6 separate regions of the Homo sapiens genome follow, and all the other regions are linked to region 2. Evidence: chromatin contacts called from ENCODE Hi-C or POLR2A ChIA-PET data. All regions are on one chromosome and are shown on one strand. The core of a region is the stretch at or near the end of the contact, and the rest is flanking DNA. Distances in the headings are between cores, read along the strand shown. Region 1 has its middle 14 kb from the start of CCDC32. Region 2 holds the start of SNAP23 (synaptosome associated protein 23). Region 3 holds the start of SERF2 (small EDRK-rich factor 2). Region 4 holds the start of MAP1A (microtubule associated protein 1A). Region 5 holds the start of OIP5-AS1 (OIP5 antisense RNA 1). Region 6 holds the start of PDIA3 (protein disulfide isomerase family A member 3).

What was found. A loop is a pair of places that touch in the nucleus more often than their neighbours do. ChIA-PET counts read pairs that join two places held with the same protein, here RNA polymerase II (POLR2A). Pooled maps may share reads with other maps.
Region 1: a loop to region 2 is called in a pooled map, with 2.4 times the contacts of the local background. The contact joins the enhancer-like site here to the promoter of SNAP23 in region 2. A Hi-C loop is called at or near these places in 2 of 50 pooled maps.
Region 3: a loop to region 2 is called in a map of CD8-positive, alpha-beta T cell, with 12 times the contacts of the local background. The contact joins the promoter of SERF2 here to the promoter of SNAP23 in region 2. A Hi-C loop is called at or near these places in 2 of 168 maps with a recorded cell type or tissue (CD8-positive, alpha-beta T cell and naive thymus-derived CD4-positive, alpha-beta T cell), 2 of 37 single-sample maps with no recorded cell type and 9 of 50 pooled maps. POLR2A ChIA-PET finds 5 or more read pairs at or near these places in 1 of 52 experiments (K562).
Region 4: a loop to region 2 is called in a map of CD8-positive, alpha-beta T cell, with 4 times the contacts of the local background. The contact joins the promoter of MAP1A here to the promoter of SNAP23 in region 2. A Hi-C loop is called at or near these places in 2 of 168 maps with a recorded cell type or tissue (CD8-positive, alpha-beta T cell and chondrocyte) and 7 of 50 pooled maps. POLR2A ChIA-PET finds 5 or more read pairs at or near these places in 2 of 52 experiments (T-cell and naive thymus-derived CD4-positive, alpha-beta T cell).
Region 5: a pooled map shows a loop between it and region 2 (5-fold over the local background). The contact joins the promoter of OIP5-AS1 here to the promoter of SNAP23 in region 2. A Hi-C loop is called at or near these places in 8 of 50 pooled maps. POLR2A ChIA-PET finds 5 or more read pairs at or near these places in 2 of 52 experiments (Caco-2 and T-cell).
Region 6: a pooled map shows a loop between it and region 2 (6-fold over the local background). The contact joins the promoter of PDIA3 here to the promoter of SNAP23 in region 2. A Hi-C loop is called at or near these places in 2 of 37 single-sample maps with no recorded cell type and 6 of 50 pooled maps. POLR2A ChIA-PET finds 5 or more read pairs at or near these places in 1 of 52 experiments (activated B cell).

The regions. Positions count from the first base shown.
Region 1 is chr15:40,549,249-40,552,939 of GRCh38, reverse strand. It overlaps a transcript of CCDC32 not described here. Among named protein-coding and RNA genes, the nearest start is that of CCDC32, 14 kb to the left of the region's middle. Within about 2 kb of position 2,184, at least 10 of the 41 ENCODE cell types and tissues checked have a DNase peak (open chromatin) inside an H3K27ac peak, as active enhancers do.
Region 2 is chr15:42,493,473-42,497,181 of GRCh38, reverse strand. It overlaps SNAP23 (synaptosome associated protein 23), which reads right to left and starts at 1,548. Exons shown (of 8, transcript NM_003825.4): 1 at 1,469-1,548. RefSeq lists enhancers at 788-1,331, 1,332-1,875.
Region 3 is chr15:43,790,026-43,794,138 of GRCh38, reverse strand. SERF2 (small EDRK-rich factor 2) reads right to left here and starts at 1,819. Exons shown (of 3, transcript NM_001018108.4): 1 at 1,756-1,819; 2 at 1,056-1,164; 3 at 1-429. The coding sequence starts at 1,762. The coding sequence ends at 366. It overlaps SERF2-C15ORF63 (SERF2-C15orf63 readthrough), which reads right to left and starts at 2,163. Exons shown (of 6, transcript NR_037673.1): 1 at 1,756-2,163; 2 at 1,056-1,164. It overlaps MIR1282 (microRNA 1282), which reads left to right and starts at 380; the gene lies at 380-480. RefSeq lists enhancers at 1-671, 1,007-1,336, 1,125-2,324 and a silencer at 2,057-2,136.
Region 4 is chr15:43,515,741-43,519,664 of GRCh38, reverse strand. It overlaps MAP1A (microtubule associated protein 1A), which reads right to left and starts at 2,057. Exons shown (of 6, transcript NM_002373.6): 1 at 1,965-2,057. RefSeq lists an enhancer at 939-1,582.
Region 5 is chr15:41,280,024-41,283,946 of GRCh38, reverse strand. OIP5-AS1 (OIP5 antisense RNA 1) reads right to left here and starts at 1,250. Exons shown (of 5, transcript NR_152821.1): 1 at 1,229-1,250. It overlaps CHP1 (calcineurin like EF-hand protein 1), which reads right to left. Exons shown (of 7, transcript NM_007236.5): 7 at 2,060-3,923. RefSeq lists an enhancer at 321-1,062.
Region 6 is chr15:43,745,082-43,749,025 of GRCh38, reverse strand. It overlaps PDIA3 (protein disulfide isomerase family A member 3), which reads right to left and starts at 2,588. Exons shown (of 13, transcript NM_005313.5): 1 at 2,320-2,588. The coding sequence starts at 2,486. It also overlaps the pseudogene CATSPER2P1. RefSeq lists enhancers at 1,963-2,012, 2,023-2,072 and a silencer at 2,573-2,872.

The DNA of each region.
Region 1 (3,691 bases), core at 935-3,434, 1.9 Mb after region 2:
GAGGCCTTAGCTCCATGGGCCTTCTTCCTGGGTAATAGTTTACAAATCCCTAAAGATCAGTAGGGTGGCTGTAAAAATCTTCCGATCGAGAGAGGAGCTAAAAGAAAAAATAGAATAAATAAATCTTCTGAGAACATTTGCTTTTTTTTTTTTTTTTTTTTTTTTTTTGAGGTCGCACTTTGTTGCCCAGGCTGGAGTGCAATGGTACAATCATATAGTTCACTGTAACCTCAAACTCCTGAGCTCAGGTGATCCTCCCACCTCAGCCTCCTGAGTAGTTGGAATTACAGGTGCAAACCACTACACCCGGCTATTGTTTGCTCATTTCTAAATCAAGTATTTGTCTTGCCCAAAAGGATAGGAACCAATTAGGTGGTTCCATATACTTGCTTAGTGATACAAATATTTTTATTGTAATATTCAAATATACTTTCCTCTTTTTTTTTTTTTTTTTTTTTGAGATGGAGTTTTGCCCTTGTTGCCCAGGCTCGAGTGCAATGGCGCGATCTTGGCTCCCCGCAACCTCTGCCTCCCGGGTTCAAGCAATTCTCCTGCTTCAGCCTCCTGAGTAGCTGGGATTACAGGCATGCACCACCACGCCCGGCTAATTTTGTATTTTTTTTAGTAGATTTGGGGTTTCTCCATGTTGAGGCTGGTCTCGAACTCCTGACCTCAGGTGATCTGCCCGCCTCAGCCTCCCAAAGTGCTGGGATTACACGCATGAGCCACCGCGCCTGGCCGCTCCTCTTTTTTCCTTCTTTATTTTTTTTTTGTTTTTTTGAGACAAGGTCTCCTCACTCTATCACCCAAGCTGGAGTGTAGTGACAATCATGGCTCACTACAGCCTCAACCTCCCAGGCTCAATCCATCCTTCTGCCTCAGCTTCCCCTGAGTAGCTGGGACTATAGGCATGTGCCACTATGCCTGGCTAATTTTTAAAAAAAATTTTTGTAGAGACAGGGTCGCATTATTTTGCCCAGGTTAGTCTCGAACCTCTGGGCTCAAGCTATCCTTCCACCTTGGCCTCTCAAAGTGCTGGGATTACAGGTGCAAGTCACCATGCCTGGCCCTTTCCTCTCTTTTCATTGACTAATGGTTAACCTTTTTTTTTTTTTTTTTTTTTTTTTTTTGAGACAGGGTCTCACTCTATCACCAGGAGGGCTGGAGGGCAGTGGCACGGTCTCAGCTCACTGCAGTCTTGACCTCCTGGGCTCAGGTGATCCTGCCTCAGGCTCCCGAGTATCTGGGACTACAGGTGCATACCACCATGCCCAGCTTATTTTTTATATTTTTTGTAGAGATGGGATTTCGCCATGTTGTCTGGACTGGGTTAACACCTTTATTAGTAGATTTAGTCGCTTTATTCCTACTGCATTTTATTGGCAGGATACGTGTGACACAGAGAGTGGCTCTCTGTGGCCCCTGGGTACATTGAGGAAGCCAGAATATTGACGGTCATCCAGGCTTGCAGGCTGCCATCTCCACCTGGAGTTCAGATGCCAGGCCTCACTCCTCTCCAGGGCCATCTGATGGCTTTCAGGATGGATTTTTTTGTTTTGAGATGGAGTCTCACTCTCTTGCCCAGGCTGGAGTGCAGTGGCGCCATCTTGGCTCACTGCAAGCTCTGCCTCCCGGGTTCACACCATTCTCCTGCCTCAGCCTCCCGAGTAGCTGGGACTACAGGCGCCCACCACCACGCCCGGCTAATTTTTTGTATTTTTAGTAGAGACGGGGTTTCACCGTGTTAGCCAGGATGGTCTGGATCTCCTGACCTCATGATCCGCCCGCCTCGGCCTCCCAAAGTGGTGGGATTACAGGCGTCAGCCACCGTGCCCTGCCAGGATGGATTTTTTAAAGAAAGAAAAACTAAAATTTTTATTCTCCCTGCATGATAAACAAACAACAATTATTCTTCCTCAGAAACAACAGTTTAAGAAAAAAAAAGCAATGAGGTCCCAAAACACTCTCCCAAAGTGCAGATCATGGGATGGTAAGAGAATGTTTCTGTACCCGAAAATAGTGTTTCTGTCATTCAGGCAAGATTCTAGCTTTGCCTTTTCCCTACTTCCCATTTTCTACCTCAGAAACAGAAATTGGAATATGAGAGGGTGGAGAATCGCTTTAGAGGAACTGAAACAGAGTTTGTAAGTTGAATGGTTTCTAGCCCATGTGTAAACCTGGGTGCGGTGTGAGAGGAGCTCTGCACGACTCCACGGAAGGGAACCCAGTGAGTTGTAGCTATAGTTTCTTAATTGATTTAGAGGTGACAGCGTAAACAATGGCTCTAAAAAAAGGTGAAACTCCATTTACCAAAACCAAATTTGACACTAGCTCCCAAAGCTAACTTGTTAATACAGATTTATCTTAGGCTAGTGAAGTGGCACTAAATTTGAAACTGAGAGTCTTGGGTGCTGTCTTTTATCTGTCTTGTGGCTTACTGAATGGTCACAAATAAGTCAAGTGACCTCTTCATGTTCCAGTTCCTTTTCAGTAATGGGACTAACCATAGGAAAAAATAGTATTGGCCTAAAATGCTGATCTCTTTCCTTTGACCCTGAAAACTCCAAGGAACTCCAGTTAGGGCTTCCTCAACCTAGTAAGATTTGTAAGTTGGTAGAATCTTACTTATCACCCCTGACTTTCTTCCTTCTTCCTCCTTAGTGAAATAGACAGCAAGTTAGAGCAAATGGAGCAATATTTAGTGCTAAAGCTTTAGAGCCAGGGGAGGGTAATCACCAACACGGGCCAAGCCGTAATGACTTGGTACACCCAGAGAAGGCTGGGCTGCAGCCAGGCAGATAACCTAAGGGACTGCTGCTGTTCTCTCCCGGCACACACACGTGCTCATCACTCAGCGCCTGGCAAGATCAGGGCTGGAGTGACACAGGCATGCATCCAATACCTGATCCAGAAATAGGCCCTGGCTGCAGGCACAGCAAGTAAACAAACGTCCCGCCAGCTGTGGCCGAGGTGCACCCTTCCAAGCAGACCTGCCCACCAGGACCATTGCTGGAAGACGGAAGCCCTGGAGCCTCTCCCTGGCCCTGTTTTGGAAGGAGTCCTCCAAGGCTGAGAACAGCCCCAGCCACATGAAGCAGGCAAGGTTTTCTTGAAAATTCTAAATTATCCCAACCAGCTTTGGCCCTACGTCAGTTATAAGACTCAAGATAGGATACTGCCATTGGGATGTTAGGTTTGTGCGAGGGCTGTTTACTTGAGCCCAGAAATAGGTTATTTAAGGCAGAGATTCATTCATCTAACCAATATTTGTTGAGCCCCTGCCATGTTCCAGGCATGGTGCATGGTGTTAAATAAAGCAGAACGGCATCTTCCCACATAGAATGATGGAGGGGGGAGTAGAGCCTACCTCATTAATTCTGTGGAAGTTGTAAGCACAAGGTGCTTTGAGAGCACATGGGAAGGAGATATGAGAGCCCTAGACCAGTTGGAGTGGGGTAGGAGAGAGGCCGTGTTAGGGGAGCTGAGTCCATAGAAATGAATAGGAGTGAGAGGAAATAGAAGAGTAAGAGCATGGGGACCAAGAGGAGTCCTGGAAGAGGAAAACAGCATGTGCAAAGCCCTAAAAGCAAAAGGGAACTTGGAGGATGGAAGGTAGTTCAGTGTAGCTGGAGCACAAAGAACAAAGGAGGGACAGACGAGAGGTGAGGGTGGAAATTACTAAACAAGGCCA
Region 2 (3,709 bases), core at 299-2,798:
TTTGTAGTCTCAGCTACTCAGGAGTGTGAGGGAGGAGAATCGCTTGAAGTGTTGGAGGTTGTAGTAAGCCAAGATCGCGCCACTGCACTCCAGCCTGGGTGACAGAGTGTGAGACTCCATCTCAAAAAAAAAAAAAAAGAAAGAAAGAAAGAAAGGGGCCAGGGGCAGAATGATACAGTTTGGCTATTCATAATCTCATCTCGAATCTGGTGAGAGGTGATTGGATTATGGGGGTGGTTTCCCCCATGCTGTTCTCATGATACTGGTTTTATAAGGGGCTTTTTCCCCTTCACTGTCTCTCTCCTGCCATCCTGTGAAGAAGGTGCTTGGCTTCTCCTTTGCTTTCCACCATGATTATAAGTTTCCTGAGGCCTCCCCAGCCATGCAGAACTGAGAGTCAATTAAACTTCCTTCCTTTATAAATTACCCAGTCTCGAGTATTTCTTTTGCTTTTTGTTTTTTTTTGAGTTGGAGCCTGACTCTGTCTCCCAGGCTGAAGCTCAGTGGCACGATCTCGGTTCACTGCAACCTCTGTTTCCCAGGTTCAAGTGATTCTCCTGCCTCAGCCTCCGGAGTAGCTGGGATTACAAGCATATACCACCACGCCTGGCTAATTTTTGTATTTTTAGTAGAGATGGGATTTCATCATGTTGGCCAGGCTGGTCTCGAACTCCTGATCTCATATGATCCTCTCTCCTCGACCTCCCAAAGTGCTGGGATTACAGGCGTTAGCCACCAAGCCCGGCCTTGGGTACTTCTTTATAGCAGTGTGAGAACGCACTAATACAGACCCCATTCCAGGAGATGACAAATAGCAAAAGGCAAAATGATACTCCCTTCTTGACTTTTTTTTCCTCTCCCACTTTTATGTCTTTACGTTTCCTCCTACCATCAACTGCCTTTCCTAACATTGTGGTGACTGATTAAAGAAGAAAAAAAGGACGAGATGAAACTACACTTTACAGTACTTTTTCCCCCCACCACTCCAATCCCGAATTGTGAAATTCATTCTTTTCCTGATCCTCTAATTTGTGCAGTAATGCCGCGAGGTAAGGCTGAACCTTTCTAGAGAGCAAGGGCTATCCAATACCAGGAACCTCAGAGTCCTTCCTCAAGCCATTATCTCAGAGCTATCTGATCACTGTGGTCACCATACAGGCAGTCTATTAATGTCAACTACAGCAACACAGTAAGGGTGAGGGGCGGAAAGTGATCTCTGTTTAATTTCGAGGAAGGGTCCAGAGAATTACCATCCAGCTACCCTTCCTCCACTGGTCCCTCGATGTTCTCCCGGCACCTCCCGTCCTCTCTCCGGGCCCATCTGCCGAGTAAGGGCCAGAGAGCCCCCTCCTCCGCTTAAGCCCGACCCCACCAACTTTTCAACCAATACGATACACTCTTTCTTCTCAGGACATAGTCTCAGACTTCATCCCGGCCAGCTCCCTCCGTCCCACTCCTGGAGACTCACCAAGCGGGCGAGGCCACTCCTCTCCGGCGGCAACTCGGACACCCCAACACCGGACCTGGCGCTGCACCCTAGTCGCGCCTGCGCGCGCCGAGCCCGCGCGCCTGCTCACTTCCCGTTCGCCGCGGACACAGACACACCCCTGCAGCTGGAGCCAATCACGGTGCTGGGGGTTTAAATGTCCCTGCCACGCAGACGGAGAGTCTGGGAATTCACTAGTTAACCGGATAGATTTCAGTCCTGCCCGAAGCTGGGAGGTGTTCATGCAATAAACATTTACTGAGGGCAAACCGTATGCCAGGCACTGTGCTGGATGAACGCTGAAGAAAAGAAAGCGAATACAGTGCTTTCCCTGCTCTTCATCGCCTTTCAATATGTCTAGACTAAGATATAGATATGTAAACAAATTATAGTGGATAGAATACAGTGCATAGCACATAGAAAATTTGAGGCGCCTTTGGCTGATAATGAACAAAGCGTTTTATTCTTAGGGGTGTCTGGAAGGGTTCCCGGAGGAAGTGACTTGAGTCATGAAGGATAAGTAGGAGTTCCCCCGGAAATCCGGCAGAGAAAGAGCTAGAGTTTTCCAGGCTCTGGGGAACAGCTTATGTCGAGAACAGCATAACGCCTTCTGGAAATTTCTAGTAGTTCATCCTTGTTAGAGGCTTAGTGCTAATCGTACATCCCCGAGTGTAGAGGAAAGAAAGCTTTAGAAGGCCAACAATCGCTAGATCTTGGAAGGCCTTGGAATTTTAGACCACTTTGTACTAGGGGCACTGAAAGCTATTGAAGAGTTTTAAGCAGATGGAGGATTATTGTAAACTATTTGCTGCAGGAACCCCTCCATGCACCTCTAAGAATAAAATAAACTGCTGGAAATCAAGAAAAGAAAGTGCTTCACCAGGCACAGTGGCTCACGCCTGTAATCAATCCCAGCACTTTGGGAGGCTGAAGCGGGCAGATCACGAGGTCAGGAGTTCCAGACCAGCCTGGCCAACATAGAGAAACCCCATCTCTACTAAAAATACAAAAAATTAGCCGGGCATGGTGGCAGGCGCCTGTAATCCCAGCTAGTCGGGAGGCTGAGGCAGGAGAATCGCTTGAACCTGGGAGGCGGAGGTTGCAGTGGGCCAAGATCATGCCATTGCACTCCAGGCTGGGCAACGAGAGTGAAATTCCGTCCCCCCTACAAAAAAAAAAAAAAAAGAAAGAAAAAATAGCTGGGTGTGGTGGCGGGTGTCTGTAATCCCAGCTACATTACTATCATAATGTCTATCACTGGCGACAGTGCCAGACTCCATCTCAAAAAAAAAAAAAAAAAGTGCTTCAAGGAGTAAGTAGTCTATTCCTAAGGGATCAAGGAAGATGAAGCCTGAGAAATGTTTTTTTTAATTTCATAACACAGAGGTCACTGATTATCTCAGTGAAAGCTGTTTGTTGGAATGCTGGGGTTGAAAAAAACAACTTAGTAGTTTGGAGGTGGGGGAGATGTAGAGATGGGGACAAGTTGTAGAATGCTTTTGGAAAGTTTGGCCTTGACAGGGAGGAAGGAGGGAGAATGATGAAGGATCAAGATTTTTTGTTTTTGTTTTTTTGATTTTTGTTAGAATTAAGACAGGAGAAACTTGAGCATGGTAGGGAAGATTCAACTGAGAAAAAAATGGTTGAATAAAGGAAGAGAAGGGATAGTCAGTAGGCAAAGATCTTGAAAGGGTAAGAATAGAGGCAGTTTAGAGGCAGTTCGAAACACTGGTAAGAATAATGGTTTTGGAAGAGGGCAGGGAGGGAGAAAGAGAGAGAGAGGAGATATTTCCCCAATTATGAGAGGAAGTATGTTTCTGTATGTTTAGTAACAGGAAGTTAAAGTTCTCATTTGCTGACTTGTTTTCTCTGTGAAGTTGAAGATGGGGTCATCTTCTGATAGAAAAGGAGGTGGTATTGGGAGTTTAAAGGAAAGCTGAGAAGATTTGGAATATTGTAGAAAGTAATACAACAAGTTGACAGAAGAATGTTGTAGGACTGGTAAGCAATATTGAGGGCCTTTTTAATATGGGCAAAAATGAACTCACCATTTTCTGCCCTCCTGTGTAAATTTCTCAAGCAGCAGTCACTTGTTGAGGGCAGAGGTGGAGAAAATGTATGGTTGAGTTCATTAGTTCATTTAGGGTTGTGATGGTCATTGATATAATTCCGTGGTTCTCAACCAGGGACGATTTTGTCCTCCGGGGGATATTTGGCAATGTC
Region 3 (4,113 bases), core at 570-3,069, 1.3 Mb before region 2:
GAATCTAAAGAGTTCTCCCTTTTTTGGTGGGAAAGGGCAGTCATTCTTCCAACCCCATCCCCCCAAGTCCCCAGTCAAACCAGGCGCTCAAGGAATTACAAAGCTACTTTTAATACTTTGGGGTGAGCCCCACAGGAATAAAAAACACTGGGAAGGGGTAACCCCCTCACCCCCGGGAGTGGCCCAGGGGGAGAGAGGCTACCTGAGGGGAAGGAAGCACAAAAGGGACCCGCTGCAGACTCAGGGCAAAGGGAATGCCATCGGTGCTGGGACCTGTGAGCACTACAGGAGGAAACGCGAGCGTGGTGGGACTGGCTCCAGGCACACAGGCGAAGGGCAAGAGGGTTGGACACGAAGCCACAAAGCTACTTGGGTTCCTCCTTCTTCTCGTTTGCCTTTTTCTGCTTCTGCTGCATGATCTCCGAGTCCCTGGGGGTAGAGATGATGGGGCACTGGGAGGTACCAGAGGGCAAAAAGGACAAGATGCAGGGGGATGAAGGGCACAAAGGATAAGATGGAAGTGGATGGGACTAAGTTCAGCGTTTGGCTGCTGTACTCCCACCCTAGGAGAACAAGAGGAAGAGAGCTGAGGCTCAAAAGGCGACCAGTCTCCATCTGGCTGTTGCCCAAGGGGTCAGAAGTCTGGTGACACAGGCCCAAGGGTCTCTATTCTGTATTGAGGACCACACCCAGCAACACCAGTGAGGAGGTTGGGAGAAGGGAGGAGAACCGAACAGCAAGGAGGGCCAAAAGTACTGGGCTGCCGTAACCACAACTGTATTTGAAATGTGAAGCTCCCTGCCCTTGCCCTTAAGGTCAGACCCAGGGACGCTCAGAAATCAGACTGAGGGCAGGCGCCCGCCCCCGTCCTTTCCTGTAAGGCTGTGAGCTAACAATTTGGAGGGTGGGGAGGAAATAAAACCCTAGAGGAAGCAATGCACTCTGCTCCTCACGACTAGTCCACATTCAAGCCCTGAGGTAGCTCTCTTTCCTTCTATAACCCTTGGTCTAACCCAGGTCTCCACCGTCCCTTTCCCTCCCCTCCCTGGGGCTACCTCTGCTTGCGGGCGGCAGCAGAAAGCCCGTCATCTCGGCGCTTTCCCTTAACCGAGTCGCTCTGCTTTTTCATATTCTTCTGGCGGGCGAGCTCACGCTGGTTACCGCCTAAGGAAAGAAAATTAAAGGTGAGACGCGGGGGCCGCTCTGCCCACACACCGGCGACCCTTCTACCCCAGCGCGGCCAGCAGCAGGATCCAACACCACTTCAATCTCCGGGCCCCGACAACGGCCCATCGAGGCCCAGGCTGCTTGGGGTAGGGGGGAGTGGCGAATCTGCCACGGGCCAGGTCAAAATACGGACTAGAGAAGGGAGGTCCCAAGGGGCCAGCTGGAGGCGTGTTTTGGGGCGGCGTGGGGCCCAAACAGCTGGCAAGGTGTGTGTGGACGGTTTGGGTCTCCGTGGGGGATGGGCTGGCTTGTGGAGTGGGGGCTCTGGGCCTATCACAGGGGCGCTGGCCTTCTCCTTACACCGCGGAAGATCCGGGAGGGCCTATGCCTAACCCGGGAGGGTGGTCCCGTGAAGTAGCCGTGGGCAAAGGGCTCGATTTCCGGGCACCGAGTGTGAGGGTGGCCACAGAGCGCGCCCAGAGAAACGCCTTGCTAGGGAAGCTACGGAAGGTCAAAGCCGGCGCCTCGCCGGTGGTGTTTAGGGTGAACGGAAAGAAAAGGGCAAGGAGAAGGGGGCTCGGTGCTCACGGGTCATGGCGACGGCAGCGGCTCCAACCTGCCTCCGTTACGTCCCCTCGTTCTGTCGGACGTTGCAGGTCCCGCCCCTTCTGGCAACGTAGCACAGTCGTTCCTTTCCTCCCCGCCCCTTCGCGCCCGGGAGCCGGCTCCCATTGGACAAGAAAAAGCACGTGGATCCACGGGTCGTGCTTGAGCCGGGGTGGGTAAGTGGCGGAGGGTCGCAGGCGGAGCGCTCAGCGTGGGGCGGGGCTTCCCGAGTGAGACGTAGGGACGGGCCTGGAGAAACTAGGCCGGGTCACGTGGGCAGGTTGGGGGTGGAGGGGTGCGGCTGGCGATGTGGCGCTCCCGCGGGCTCGAGCACGTGACCGTGCAGAGTGACCTCATGCGGGGACAGTTTGGGGTACTGACAAAGTCGCCCTGAAAGAACGCCCGTAGACAAGAGGGCGGGGTTTCAGCCAGTTCTGTGTTACGAGTACTCTACTACTAAACTTGTGCTTACTTAGGACCACCTCTCAGCCACTTATTTGGACACGAGTTGTTCACAGCTCGCTTAAAATCAAGTACAAACACAACTTCAGAAACCCGCTTCTACTCCCATTGTCCCCTTCCACGCCCCTTCACTGTAGAAAATCGCAGCAACATCTGGTATTTCCTAAAACTCTACCCTGTTCGTTTTCCCCCAGAAACTTTAAATGTGAACATGCAGCTTGGAAGTATTGGAGGACTCCAAAAGTCACAGACTATGGAGTTGGATCAGTGGCTGAGATTAGATAATTCACATATTCGCTTTTCCCCTCTGGAGCTTTTCTTACTGTACCATCGCCACCAGCCACCCGGTTTTGTATTAAGACCCTGGAGGGCCGGGCGTGGTGGCTCACGCCTGTAATCCCAGCACTTTGGGAGGCTGAGGTGGGCAGATCAGAAGGTCAGGAGTTCGAGACCAGCAGCCTGACCAACAATGGTGAAAACCCTAAAAATACAAAAAATTAGCCGGGCGTGGTGGCGCGCCTGTAATTCCAGCTACTTGGGAGGCTGAGGCAGGAGAATCGCTTGAACCCGGGAGGCGGAAGTTGCAGTGAGCCGAGATCGCGCCATTGCACTCCAGCCCAGGCGACAGTGCGAGATCCCGTCTAAAAAAAAAGTTAATAAGAATTAGCCGGGCGTGGTGGCGGGCGCCTGTAGTCCCAGCTACTCAGGAGGCTGAGGCAGGAGAATGGCGTGAACCCGGTAGATGGAGCTTGCAGTGAGCCGAGATCGCACCACTGCACTCTAGCCTGGGCGACAGAGCGAGACTGCATCTCAAAAAAAAAAGAGTTAATAAGAAAGGCTGGGCAAGGTGGCTCACGCCTGTAATCCCAGCACTTTGGGAGGCAGAGGCGGGTGGATCACGAGGTCAGGACATCGAGACCATCCTGGCTAACACGGTAAAACCCCGTCTCTACTAAAAATACAAAAAAAAAAAATAGCTGGGTGTGGTGGCAGGCGCCTGTAGTCCCAGCTACTTGAGAGGCTGAGGCCGGAGAACCGTGTGAACCCAGGAGCAGCAGCTTGCAGTGAGCCGAGATCACGCCACTGCCCTCCAGCCTGGGCGACAGAGCCAGACTCCATCTCAAAATAAATAATAAATAAACAGTTAATAAGAGACACCCAAGCTGGAGTGCATTGGCGTGATCTCGGCTCACTGCAACCTCTGCTTCCTGTGTTCAAGCTATTCTCCCACCTCAGCCTCCCAAGTAGCTGCGATTACAGGCACCCGCCATCATGCCCGGCTAATTTTTGTATTTTTGTTTTTCTGGAGATGGGATTCCATCATGTTGGCTAGGCTGGTCTGGAACTCCTGACCTCAGGTGATCCGCCCTCCTTGGCCCCCCAAAGTGCAAGGATTACAGGTGTGAGCCACGGTGCACAGCCACAATTGGGTATATCTTGATGAGCACAGCATATTCCTATAATCATGAAAGATACAGAGAAAAAAGCTCTCTCACACTTTCTCTCTCTCCCTCTCCCTGTCTGCCTCTCTCTCTCTAATATCCATATATGTATTTATATGTCTGTCTATATATATGAATTTTTGGTTTTTTTTGAGACAGTCTTACTCTGTTACCCAGGCTGGAGGCTGGAGTGGTATGCTCTCGGCTCACTGCAACCTCCACCATCTTGTATTCAAGCGATTCTCCTTTCTCAGCCTCCCGAGTAGCTGGGATTACAGGCACCCGCCACCACGCCCGGATAATTTTTTTTTTTTTTTTTTGAGATGGAGTCTTGCTCTGTCGCCCAGGTTGGAGTACAGTGGTGCGATTTCGGCTCACTGCAACCTCCACCTCCCAGGTTCAAGCAATTCTCCTGCCTCAGCTTCCCGAGTAGCTG
Region 4 (3,924 bases), core at 808-3,307, 1.0 Mb before region 2:
AAGAAAGAAAGTGGCAAATGAGACAGAAGATGCTGAAGAAGAATGCTGCCATCCCCTGCACCCGCCCTTCCTTGCCAAATCCCCTTTCCAATTGCAGTACATAGTGGCATTAACCTCACAGAGCATCCAACAGATGGCAGTGGGCTGTCTGGAGGATACTGGTGGGAGGGTCCATAATTTGTCCCTTAGACCCTCTTCTGTGACCCAGCTCTCTCTTCTTTCTGGTGCTTGGACAAGAGAAGCCTGGGGCCAGGGCCTTTGTTAAGAGGCAGAGCCATGGTGCCAGGATCAGGCAGATCTGGCAGCACAGGGCTGCAGATGCAGCTGTGGGGGAAATGAACGATGGTGTCAGAAGACCAAACCCCATACAGCGTGGGTTGGGCCAAAGGGGAATTCAAGGGTTCCCTTCTATTTACTTGAGAATTGAGGGAACATTTGAGATAAATTCAGAGGACAAGAGCCACCTCAGATGTAGGCAAGGGCAGGGCTTGGGGCAGGTGAGGGATATCAAGGTTCGGGAAGCTGCCAGCCTTAAGTCGTTCAGATTTAGAAAGACAAGAGCTCCCTCCACACAAATAAGGTCATAAATTTGAGGTAGGAGGGTCAGAAAGACAAATATCTATAGCACACACTGATTTGCTTTCTATCTACCCCTCCCTGCCCCCAACCATTCCTCACGGTCCCCATTTATCACCACAAGACTTCTATGATCCCAGTTCCTGTCCTGGCATAAGGTCCTGTTCCTCACTCTATCCCTGGGAGTGGTTCTGACTTGAAATTACATGGTTTATATCCTGTGCCTCTCTTTTTCAGGCCTGGGAGAAAGCCGTTTCTTCTGCTCCCCTGGCTCTCTCACTGAAGGGAACTGACTCGTTTTTTCCTTTTTCTTTAGAGAGGACCATCTTGTGAGGCAGGGACACACAGTGCTCAGCCAGTGCTGGAGTTGCGGGGGGGGGTGGGCTGCGGTGCAGAGGCTGAGCAGGCAGGAGGGCAGGTGTCTCCGCAGTGAGGCAGAAGGGGAGGGGGACCGTTTGGGCAGCTGCAGTTTGCCGCAGTGTGTGAGTGTGCGCGCTGAGCTCCGGCTCCAGCTCCGCCCCCACCCCCCACCCCAGCATGACAAGTCATTTTCTTGGCTGCTTCTGCATGGGGGGTGGGGATGGGGGGATGCAGAGAGAGAGAAGAAACTGGCTCCTCTGTTCAAGAGCCCCCATCTTGGGAAGAGAAGCAGAGATGAGGTGGGGGTAGGGCTGAGACTGGGAACCTGTGGGGTTGACACGACTGGAAATGCAGGGCAGCCGCTGGGGAGGGAGTTCTCCGTCTCCAGAGTGGCCTCGGCAGGGCCAGAAAGGGGGGTTTAGAGTCCCATTCTAAAGCTAGCCGCAGGGAATAGGGTGGGGGAGCCCACTGCAAACCGGTTGGTCTGTAAGGAGGCGCGTGCCACGTCTTAGTGACCCTTTCCTCCCTTCTTTTCCATAGTGTCCCCCACCTTCCCTTACTTGGCAAAAACTCACTGCCCTGCTCACCCCCAGCATAGGAGCAGCTGAGCAATCCAGCAGCTGACACCCAGGGGCCCTCCTATTAGGCACATTCCCATAACATCCCCCTTTCTCTCAGATTCTTCTGCCTCTGACCAGAAACATAGCCCCCAAACTCCTCCAGCATCCTGGGCTGTCAGGCAGAGCCAGTGGCACCACCCTCTGCTGCTGTCCCAGGCTGATTTCTCCCATCCCCGCCCAGCTGGAGAGGTGGACTGTCACAGCCCCTGGTGGCCTCTGGTTCTGGGTCCAGGCTGGGCCCACAGCCAGTAACGTTCATCTTCTCTCTCCATTTCCCCATCCTGCCTACTGCCACTGGGCTAGTTCTAGATGTGCCAGATTAGGTACCAGCACCCTTTCCATGACCCCCATCCCACCTCCCTATCACAGTGTACCCCCACATGCCAAGCCCTTTGGTTCGGTTCTTACCCTGGGGTGTAGGAGGAAGCCTCTCATGGAGGCGGCAGCTCCGGCCTCAGCCGGCAGCTTCAGGGAAGAGTCTGCAGCACTTAGGGTGGGAGTGGGGCGGGCGGTGGGGGGGGGAGGGGGGTGCTTGATGAGGAGGGCGGCGCCAGGGCGGGGAAGAGGGGCTGGTCCGTGACGAGGCACTGGAGACTTAACTGTTTCTTTGCCTTCACGACGTCTGAGCTCCAGTGCTTTTGCTTGGCTCTGTGGGGCTGAGGGATTGTCTAGCAGCTCAAGGAGCCTCTGCAATGTCCTATGGCCCATAGGACCTTTCTCTCCCAACCCTGCTTAGTTAGGAAATATTCTTTTGGCATCAGCCAAAAGACCAAAGCCCCATGCTAGGGCACAGAGCGAGGCTATAGGAGGCATGGGCTGCGTGGGCTCTCCCCCTTCTCTTAGAAACCATCTGCTGCCTCTCTCCTCAGATGGATCCAGGGAGTGACCTTCAGTCCCTGGAGGAGCAGGAGACAAAGGCTGGGGGCCCAAAAGCATGGGGTAGGTGTGGGGAACTGCTTAAGACAAAGGTTGGGGATGCAGAGATGTGCTGCCTTCTTCTGAACCTCAGCACTACAGAAACCAAGGAGGGCAGAAATAAGTCTTATTTTAGGGTTAGAGGGTAGTTTGAAATTCCGGAGTGGACACATGGTCCCTAGCCTGTTGGGGTGGGGCACAGGGACCCTGAGAGCTACATGAAGTTTCATGGGAATGCAGCATAACACAGTAACCACACAGGCACTGATTCTTGGGATTCTTGAGTCATTGGATATGAAGAGACAAGTCCCTGAAGGGACAGGGAGCTTTCTGCCTTACAGTGAAGGAGTTAACAAGGACCAAGAAGGATCACCAGGGCCTCCGGCCCAAGCAAGGTTGTAGGCCAATTATTAAATGTAACAGAAGTACTCTTTAGATTAAAAAAACCCTATAATGACTTTGTAGGGTGATTGGGTTCTTGCTCTCTCCTTGTCTCTTTGCTGTTTCTATATTATATTATTTGGATCTTTCTAATGTTGATCCTGTTTCCCTTAGTCTCTACCTCCATCTCAGATTTAGTAAAGCGCTCTAGGACTCAAAGGAAGAATCTGGAGAGTGGTAGCACTTCCTTCCAACCCGAGGATGCTCATGCTCTTACATAGTCCTTCCCTGCCCTCTTCCCATCCACCCTCCCCAGTTTGGCCAGCTCCTAAGGCCTTCCTCACAATCACAGCCACCCACTCACACCCAAACACTAGCCCCACCCTTGCCCCAGGCTGCCAAGAGTTACTTTTGAAGGTCAGAGAAGCCAAAATAGTCTGTGCTCTCAGCATCCCCCATCCCCCCTTAATTGCAGCCAGAGGAGAGGAGGAGCTGAGTCACTAGTACTCTTGGGGGTTGAGGGGACAAAAGGGGAGCAATCCTTGCTTAGATCCGGGGATGCAAATCTGCGACAATGGCAACAACCCCGTTTGGGTAGAAGCGGCCATCTGCAGAGATACACAGGGAAAACCAGGCTGAGTTCTGAGCATCACAAAAGGGAAATACCCCTCTTCTGCAACTTCATCGTTCTTATTTCCTCCCACCTCAAGCCTTCTATCTCCTCCCTGCTTTCTAGGGCTTTCTGGAGTGTGTTAGGAGGGAAACTTAAGTAGACATTTAGTTTACGAACAAAATAACATTTCCCAGACCAATACAGAGCCCACCCATATTCTCAGCTGCCACCCCCAAGGGCCACACCCTGGGCATGGTGCCAACTCACAGTGGAGTTTTCCTTCAGCCTTCACCCTCTGAACAGCTACCCACCACAACCAACTCTCCACCTGCTGTATTCCTAGGCTCTGCTGCAATGAAATGGTGAGATGCCAAAGAAGAAAGAGAGGCTTGAGCTGAGCTACAAAGTAAGATATGAAACCCTGGATTTGAGACTTGATCCACCATTTTACTAATCATG
Region 5 (3,923 bases), core at 1-2,500, 1.2 Mb after region 2:
GAGTGTTTATTGGGCATCGTCTTGCTCGCGCGCGCTCTCCTTGCGTCGTAGGTTGGTTGGAATGCACGTCAATCAATAGCACTCGCCCCACTCTTTCGATCCGGATTGGGTCCCAGAATTGAGGTAACAGGGAGAAATGCTTTTGTAATTCAATTATTAAGAATGTAAAATTTCCGCCGTAGAAGCTGTACCACGTGGTAAGATAGTGTGGCTAGGCCGCGTGACTATTTTAAGCCACTGTTAGGTTAAACTGTAGTACTAATAATTTCATTCTCAGGCCCGAGGGTTTTTGTTTTGTTTTGTTTTTTGAGACAGAGTCTCTCACTGTCGCCCAAGCTGGAGTGCAGTGGCGCGATCTTGACTCACTGCAACCTCCGCCTCCCGGGTTTAAACGATTCTCCTGCCTCAGCCCCTCAAGTAGCTGGGACTACAGGCGCATGCCACCACACCCAGCTAATTTTTGTATTTTTAGTAGAGACGAGATTTCACTACGTTGGCCAGACTGGTGTCGAACTCCTGACCTCAGGTGATCCACCCGCCTCGGTCTCCCGAAGTGCTGGGATTACAGGCATGAGCCACCGCGCCCAGGCTTTTAATCCAGGGGTAGCACAACACCTAGGGAAAAAATTTAATGCTTCCAGTTTGTCTCTGTCTTTGACTCTTAAAGGGCCCAAACGTTGTCCGGCTGTTTACAGCTTTGGTCAATACAGGAGAGAAGGATTCGTCACTTTTCTGAAGGCCCTCCTGCATAGAGGAAACCTGCTGTAACTGGCAGTTTTGTTGTTTGCTACACCCAACTGTAGGGCATCCTTTCTTCTGCATCATTTCCCAGAGGGGCAGGTGTCAGGCCTCTGAGCCCAAGCTAAGCCATCATATCCCCTGTGACCTGCACGTATACATCCAGATGGCCTGAAGCAACTGAAGATCCACAAAGAAGTGAAAATAGCCTTAACTGATGACATTCACCATTGTGATTTGTTTCTGCCCCACCCTAACTGATCAATGTACTTTGTAATCTCCCCACCCTTAAGAAGGTTCTTTGTAATTCTCCCCACCCTTGAGAATGTACTTTGTGAGATCCACCCCCTGCCCACAAAACATTGCTCCTAACTCCACCGCCTATCCCAAAACCTGTAAGAACTAATGATAATCCACCACCCTTTGCTGAACTCTCTTTTCCGACTCATCCCACCTGCACCCAGGTGAAATAAACAGGCTTGTTGTTCACACAAAGCCTGTTTGGTGGTCTCTTCACACGGACACGTGACAGCAGGGAGGGTATACGTGGGGTGGCTCCTCTTCGGGGTTATGACAAGCGAGGCCCAGCGTAGGCAGTGTAGGTCCACTGTGCTTGCCAAACACCAAGAGGGCTGTCATCTGGGTGGATTCTTAGAAATGCAGATTCCTGGCCTGGCACGGTGGCTGTAATCCCAGCACTTTGGGAGGCTGAGGCGGGTGGATCAGCTGAGGTCAGGAGTTCAAGACCAGCCTGGCCAACATGGTGAAACCCCAATCTCTACCAAAAATACAAAAATTAGCCAGGTGTGGTGGCACGTGCCTGTAATCCCAGCTACTCAGGAGGCTGAGGCAGGAGAATTGCTTGAACCTGGGAGGCGGAGGTTGCAGTGAGCCAAGACTGTGCCATTACACTCCAGCCTGGGCAAGAGTGAGACTCCATCTCAAAAAAGAAATGCAAAGAAAAAGCCATGTAAAACCAGAGTATGTCACCGCTGAGGCTGCACATGAATGAGGAGGTGGGCAATTTAAGGAATGGACATATACTGGATTTTTAGGCTTTTTCTACATTTAAGGAGTCAGGGAGTCAAGAATAGAAATTGCGTCTTAGCTGGAATGAATGGGAAGTGGCCACGGCTGACAAAACCATGTCGAAGCCAAAAGTGCTGGCCCCTCGATGAATGTTTCCACTTCATATATCCAGGCAGCAGCAGAGTAGACTGCAGCTGACCGTACAGACATAAACTTGAGTAAGGGAGACACTGTGATTTCAAACTTGAAGGGACTAAGTTACATAAAATTCTTGTAAAATGGACAAAAGTTATTTTGTTTCAACCACAAGTATTTATTGATGGATCGAAGATACAATTTTAATGGAACAATAAGGCACAACCGTGGATTAAAACACTTTGCTATACAGCCAAAAGGGGGGAAAATCTATAACCTTAGGAACTTTATGCCAATCAAGAAGCCTCTAAAGTACCTCTCTAATAGATCAGTATCAGACATTCTTCCCTTTTACATAATTCCTATATTACATCACTTAATCATAAAATCTGACTGATACTTCATAAAGAATTCCTCATTCATTTATATTTGAGCCATCCAGCCTGGCTACTCCCCTGTTCTCCACCCTTTTCCATCACTTTGCAGTGGTATTTTTTAGCAATCTTCAATAGTTTTCCAAAGCAAGGAAACAAGCAAGCAAGCAATGAGTCAGAAAGTCAACCAAGGGCAGATGTGTGGCTAAATACACTCATAGAGACATACATTAGGATAGCAATAGCCTGATTCACTGAAGTCTAAACTAAGCTGACTTGGCAGAAAAGTTGCTGTGGCTCGCTCAAAGATCTGTAATGCCACCTTAGGTTGTGCTACTAGTGCCAGACCTCTTGTTTTTAAGGGATTAGCAGTGGTCTAAACAAGAAGCCAGGGAGCTAATGTAACCAGGCAGCTAATGACACAACAGTCAATGCTTTGGACATGTATTAGGAGCAGACTATGGCTTCCGTCATTAACATTTGCCAAGTGTAAAATTCATAAAGAATTTTGCGGCTGAGCACGGTGGCTCATGCCTGTAATCCCAGCACTTTGGGAGGCCGAGGCAGGAGGATCACCTGAGGTCAGGAGTTCAAGACCAACCTGGCCAACATGGTGAAACTCCCTCTCCACTAAAAATGCAAAAATTACCCAGGTATGGTGGCACACGTCTGTAATCCCAGCTACTTGGGAGGCTGAGGTGGGAGAATTGCTTGAACCCAGGAGGCAGAGGTTGCAGTGAGCCAAGATCACGCCACTGCACTCCAGCCTGGGTGACAGAGTGAGACTCCATCTCAAAAAAAAGAATTTTGTGCAAAACTTCAAGACACTAAGGAAACAATCTTTAAATATTTTGGACTGGGGCCAGGCGTGGTGGCTCACACCTGTAATCCCAGCACTTTGGGAGGCTGAGGCAGGCGGATCACGAGGTCAGGAGTTCGAGACCAGCCTGGCCAACATGGTGAAACCCTGTCTCCACTAAAAATACAAAAAATTAGCCGGGCATGGTGGTGCACACCTGTAATCCCAGCTACTTGGGAGGCTGAGGCAGGAGAATCACTTAAATCCAGGAGGCTGAGGTTGCAGTGAGCGATCGCACCACTGCACTCCAGCCTGGGTGACAGAGCAAGACTCTGTCTCAAAAAAAAAAAAAAAAAAAAAAAAAAATTTGGACTGGGATATTAGGCACTTCCGTAACACTAATATTTCTACTTGGAAATGTGAAGTGGAAAACATTCCAGTGCACATAACACTGAGGCATAAACCATGCTGCAAAGGTGTGAATGCATGAGGCTTTATAGGGTGCCCAGCCTCCTTATTAAATAAAAGCCATGAGAAAGTCCCTAGGCATATTGTCAGAGCAGCCATTCTGGTGGTAACGGTGTCCCCAAACTAAGCAAACCTGTAAGCATACTGCTGCTTTTTCAACAGTCAACATTGCACTAACAAGAGGAGCCACACAGGTACAAAGTTGAGAATCAGAGGCCAGAGATAGAGTGATGTGGGCAAGCAACCTAGAAGACTTGGCTCCATACCTCTCACCAAGGCCACCTTTCAAAAAGGGTATCTCCACCCAGCAGCCTTTGATGACAGAGCAGAGTGCAGAGGATGGTCTCATACTTCTGAGAGAAGTATTGATTACCAAAAAG
Region 6 (3,944 bases), core at 1,339-3,838, 1.3 Mb before region 2:
GCCAAGGTGGGCAGATCACCTGAAGTCAGGAGTTCGAGACCAGCCTGGCCAACATGGTGAAACCCTGTCTCTATTAAAAATACAAAAAAATTAGCTGGGCATTGTGGCAGGCACCTGTAATCCCAGCTACTCGGGAGGCTGAGGCAGGGGAATCACTTGAACCCAAGAGGCGGAGGTTGCAGTGAGTCAAGATAGTGCCATGGCACTCTAGCCTGGGCAACAAAGCGAGACTCCATCTCAAAAAAAAAAAAATACACAAACACACACACAAAAAAAATGTAGTGGAATGTGAAGAAATAAAGACCTCAACAGGAGACTTCTTTAACTCCAAATTGCTCATTCAGAAAACTCATCTTTCTTGCTGAAATTGTGGAGGATGACTTTTTCTTTTAAACCAATTAAAAGCAGACACCACAGCAGAGATCCACCCAATTCTTGGGACAGTCAGTGCCTGATGGGATATGTAGTTTTTAGGGTAGCACGTGTAACAATTTAAAGTAGGAAACACCCCCTTCAATTCAAATAAAAAATTCTGGTTTTTTTTTTTGAGACAGAGTTTCGCTCTTGTTGCCCAGGCTGGAGTGCAATGGCAGGATCGTGGCTCACTGCAGCCTCTGCTTCCTGGGTTCAAGCTATTCTCCTGCCTCAGCTTCCTGAGTAGCTGGGATTACAGGCATGTGCCACTATGCCCGGCTAATTTCGTATTTTTAGTAGAGACGGGGGTTTCTCCATGATGGTCAGACTGGTCTTGAACTCCCGACCTCAGGTGATCCGCCTGCCTCGGCCTCCCAAAGTGCTGGGATTACAGGCGGGAGCCACCATGCCCAGCCCCAAAATTCCTTTTTTAAACTAATATTCTAGTGGCCCACTATTCTCCAACAATTCCTACTTTAAATTGTTGCATGACCCCTGTAGTAAAAAGCATCACTCAGATCTGACAAACTTAGTGACACCCCCAGTTTTTACAAATTATTGACACCCCCTCAAAGCTAACAGCATGATTATATAATTGGGAAGAGTTGTTCCTAAGAGAGAACATGAGTTCCAGAGATGTATAAGAACTATCTATATGTGTAATCTGTACTGCCAGTTAGCCCCAGAAATGCCCTGGACACAAAATCTGTCCAAGCTGCAAACAAAATTTGCCATCTCTAGCACATCATTCTGATTCAGGTGGTCTTTACTACAGGACTTTTTTCGTGTAACCCTTAGCAAGTTGTTTGAGGCTAAGAAGGGAAGACCTGAGTCTGAAGCAAATAAAAGTTATACACAACTTTTACTGACATTTTTGAACACGGATAGTATTAAACCAAGGGTCACTGTGCCAGGAGGGGAAAAATTAAGTACTGTAATTATATATATTGAATTATATATAGAGAGCTATCCCCAGGATAAAGGAATCACTGTTTACTCTGGTAATGATCTGGAGGTTTAAAAACACACACACACACAAATAAAAAAAAAAAACAAACACTCAAGTTGACTGGGCCAGAAATCTTATTTGCTCTTCCTTCTCCCCAACAGTTTTTTATTTCGAGTTAGTTCTATCTAAGGAATTTACACCCTTGATCACTTAAGTCACCCTAAAGTGGAGTATGTAATCAATATTGGTTATTTTCTCATTGGAGTCTTTTTTGACATTTTAAAGAAATGCTATTTAAAACAGACAATATGGACAGATTCTGATGGAATTATTCTTGTTCACGTACTCCTTTCGTTTGGACAGAGGTATCTGCCGGTACTGAGATGTAAGTGATCAGCTGAAGGGAGAAACTGTACACCATGTGACGGACAAATTACCTGCCTCAAGAAAGCACTTACGACCATTCTGCAGCCACTCAGTGACCTTGGCTAGAAACCAATGGCTGTGCGGCGTGAGGTAAGATGAAAGGAAATACCCTAGGGATCCAGGACTTCTGCATTTGGTGAAACGTCCGCTTCCACTACAAGGCTTTGGGATGCCTAGTCTGTAGACTGGAGGAGCATTAATACTGACTCACGCAGAAAAGATATAGCTACATATTGGACTGGGGGAAGGGGTGGCAAAACCCTCTGCAAATAGGAAGTGCCACAAGAGCACCGAGATAAGGATGAGGCCCTGCGTGAGCGCAGCCTTCGGGTTTTCCTTGGGCCGATCAGCACCGACTCCCCCGCTCTCGGCGAGGCGCCTCCAGCTCCCGGGAATGAGAAATGTGCCCGCCGCAGCAGGGGCCCACAGGAATGAAGGGCCCCGGCGCTGCGTAGGCCCAACAGTTCCCCGCGCTCTCGCCCCCGGCCCAGCCCCGCCTTTCTTCCCCCGCCTCGGCAGAATGGACTCACCAGGGGGCGAAGAACTCGACGAGCATGAGGCCCGCAGAGCCCGTGTCGGAGATGCGACTCTCGAAGTTGTCGTCCGTGAGTTCTAGCACGTCGGAGGCAGCGGCGAGGCGGGCCGCGGCAAGAAGCAGCGCCACACCCGGGAACAGCGCTAGGCGGCGGAGGCGCATGGCGGCGAGGTGGGGTGGGGACGGCCGGAAGGGTCGCGGCTCGGCTGGGACTGCGGAGGTCGGGCGCGCGACCACTAACCCGCTGCTTGCGCTCGCGCGTCTGGCCCAGGCGGACCTGCAGCCGGAGGTCCCAACCCCCAAACCCGGCTTGGGCCGCTGTGTGGCAGCCGCTGATTGGCTGCGCGTCGCCTTCGTCGGGCGGGCGGGACCAACTCGTTACCGCCGAGTGGCCGGAGCGCGGGGCGGGGCCGAGGCGGCGAGTGTCTGGGCGAGCGTGGCTGGGCCCGGTCCTGGGCTGGGGGCAGGGGCTAGGGCCGGGTCCCGGGGTGAGCCGAAACCTGGGGGTCGGGCGGGGCGGGAAATGGGGCGCAGTGAGGCTGGGAGCCGGCCCTGAGCTCGTCCTGCGTAGGGGTAGCCGGGCTCAGGGGGCGCCTGAGCTGGAGGTGGAAGCGTGAAGTCAGGACTGAGTGGGCGAAGAGAACCTGGGCTGAGGTGAGGCCCAGAAGCGAGAATGGAGGAGAGAAGGAGCTAGCCCCCGAAGGAGTGTTGGAGTGGACACACTTGGGACGGGACCCATTTTCAAAATGTCAGGCTTTGGCATTTTGTCCAATTTCTCTTCACTTGGTTTCTCTTGCGTGGGCAGGCCAAGCCCTCCCCCAACTCCACCTCATTGCCCGATTCTCTCAGGCCCAGGTGGGACCCAGGTTCTTCTTTGTCCAGCCCCGGGCCCCTGCCCTTGTGGCTGCTCCTTTTTTATTGAGTTTCTTGTTTTGTTTTGTTTTGTTTTGTCTGAGATGCCGTCTTGCTCTGTCCCCCACGCTGGAGTGCAGTGGCGCGATCTCCGCTCACTGCAAGCTCTGCCTCCCGGGTTCACGCCATTCTCCTGCCTCAGCTTCCCGAGTAGCTGGGCCTACAGGCGCCCGCCACCACGCCCGGCTAATTTTTTGTATTTTTAGTAGAGACCGGGTTTCACCGTGTTAGCCAGGATGGTCTCTATCTCCTGACCTCGTGATCCGCTCGCCTCGGCATTCCAAAGTGCTGGAATTACAGGCGTGAGCCACCACGCCCGGACTTTTTTTTTTTTTTTTTTTTTTTTTAATGAGCTTTTAATTGGTAGTGCCGTCACAAAGTGAAGATGCCTGGCCACTTGGTCGACTGCTCAATGTCTTTACCACTCTTAGCCCCTTTTGTTTCAAAAAACCCTGAGTCTTAGTAGAATGTTTGTTCTGCCCAACTGCTCCTAGTTCGTAGATGTGGGTACATTAAGGAATCTTAAGGGCAAAGAGGGTGGGGAGGAGGGGACAGAAAACCTGTAATCCTTGGTGCAGCTCCAAGAATGAAATGACACTTGATGCTTACATTTTCTTAGCAGACATGGCCGCTTACCAACAAGAAGGGCAGATGCAGCTTCCCCGAGCTGATGCCATTCGTTCACGTCTCATCGATACTTTCTCTCTC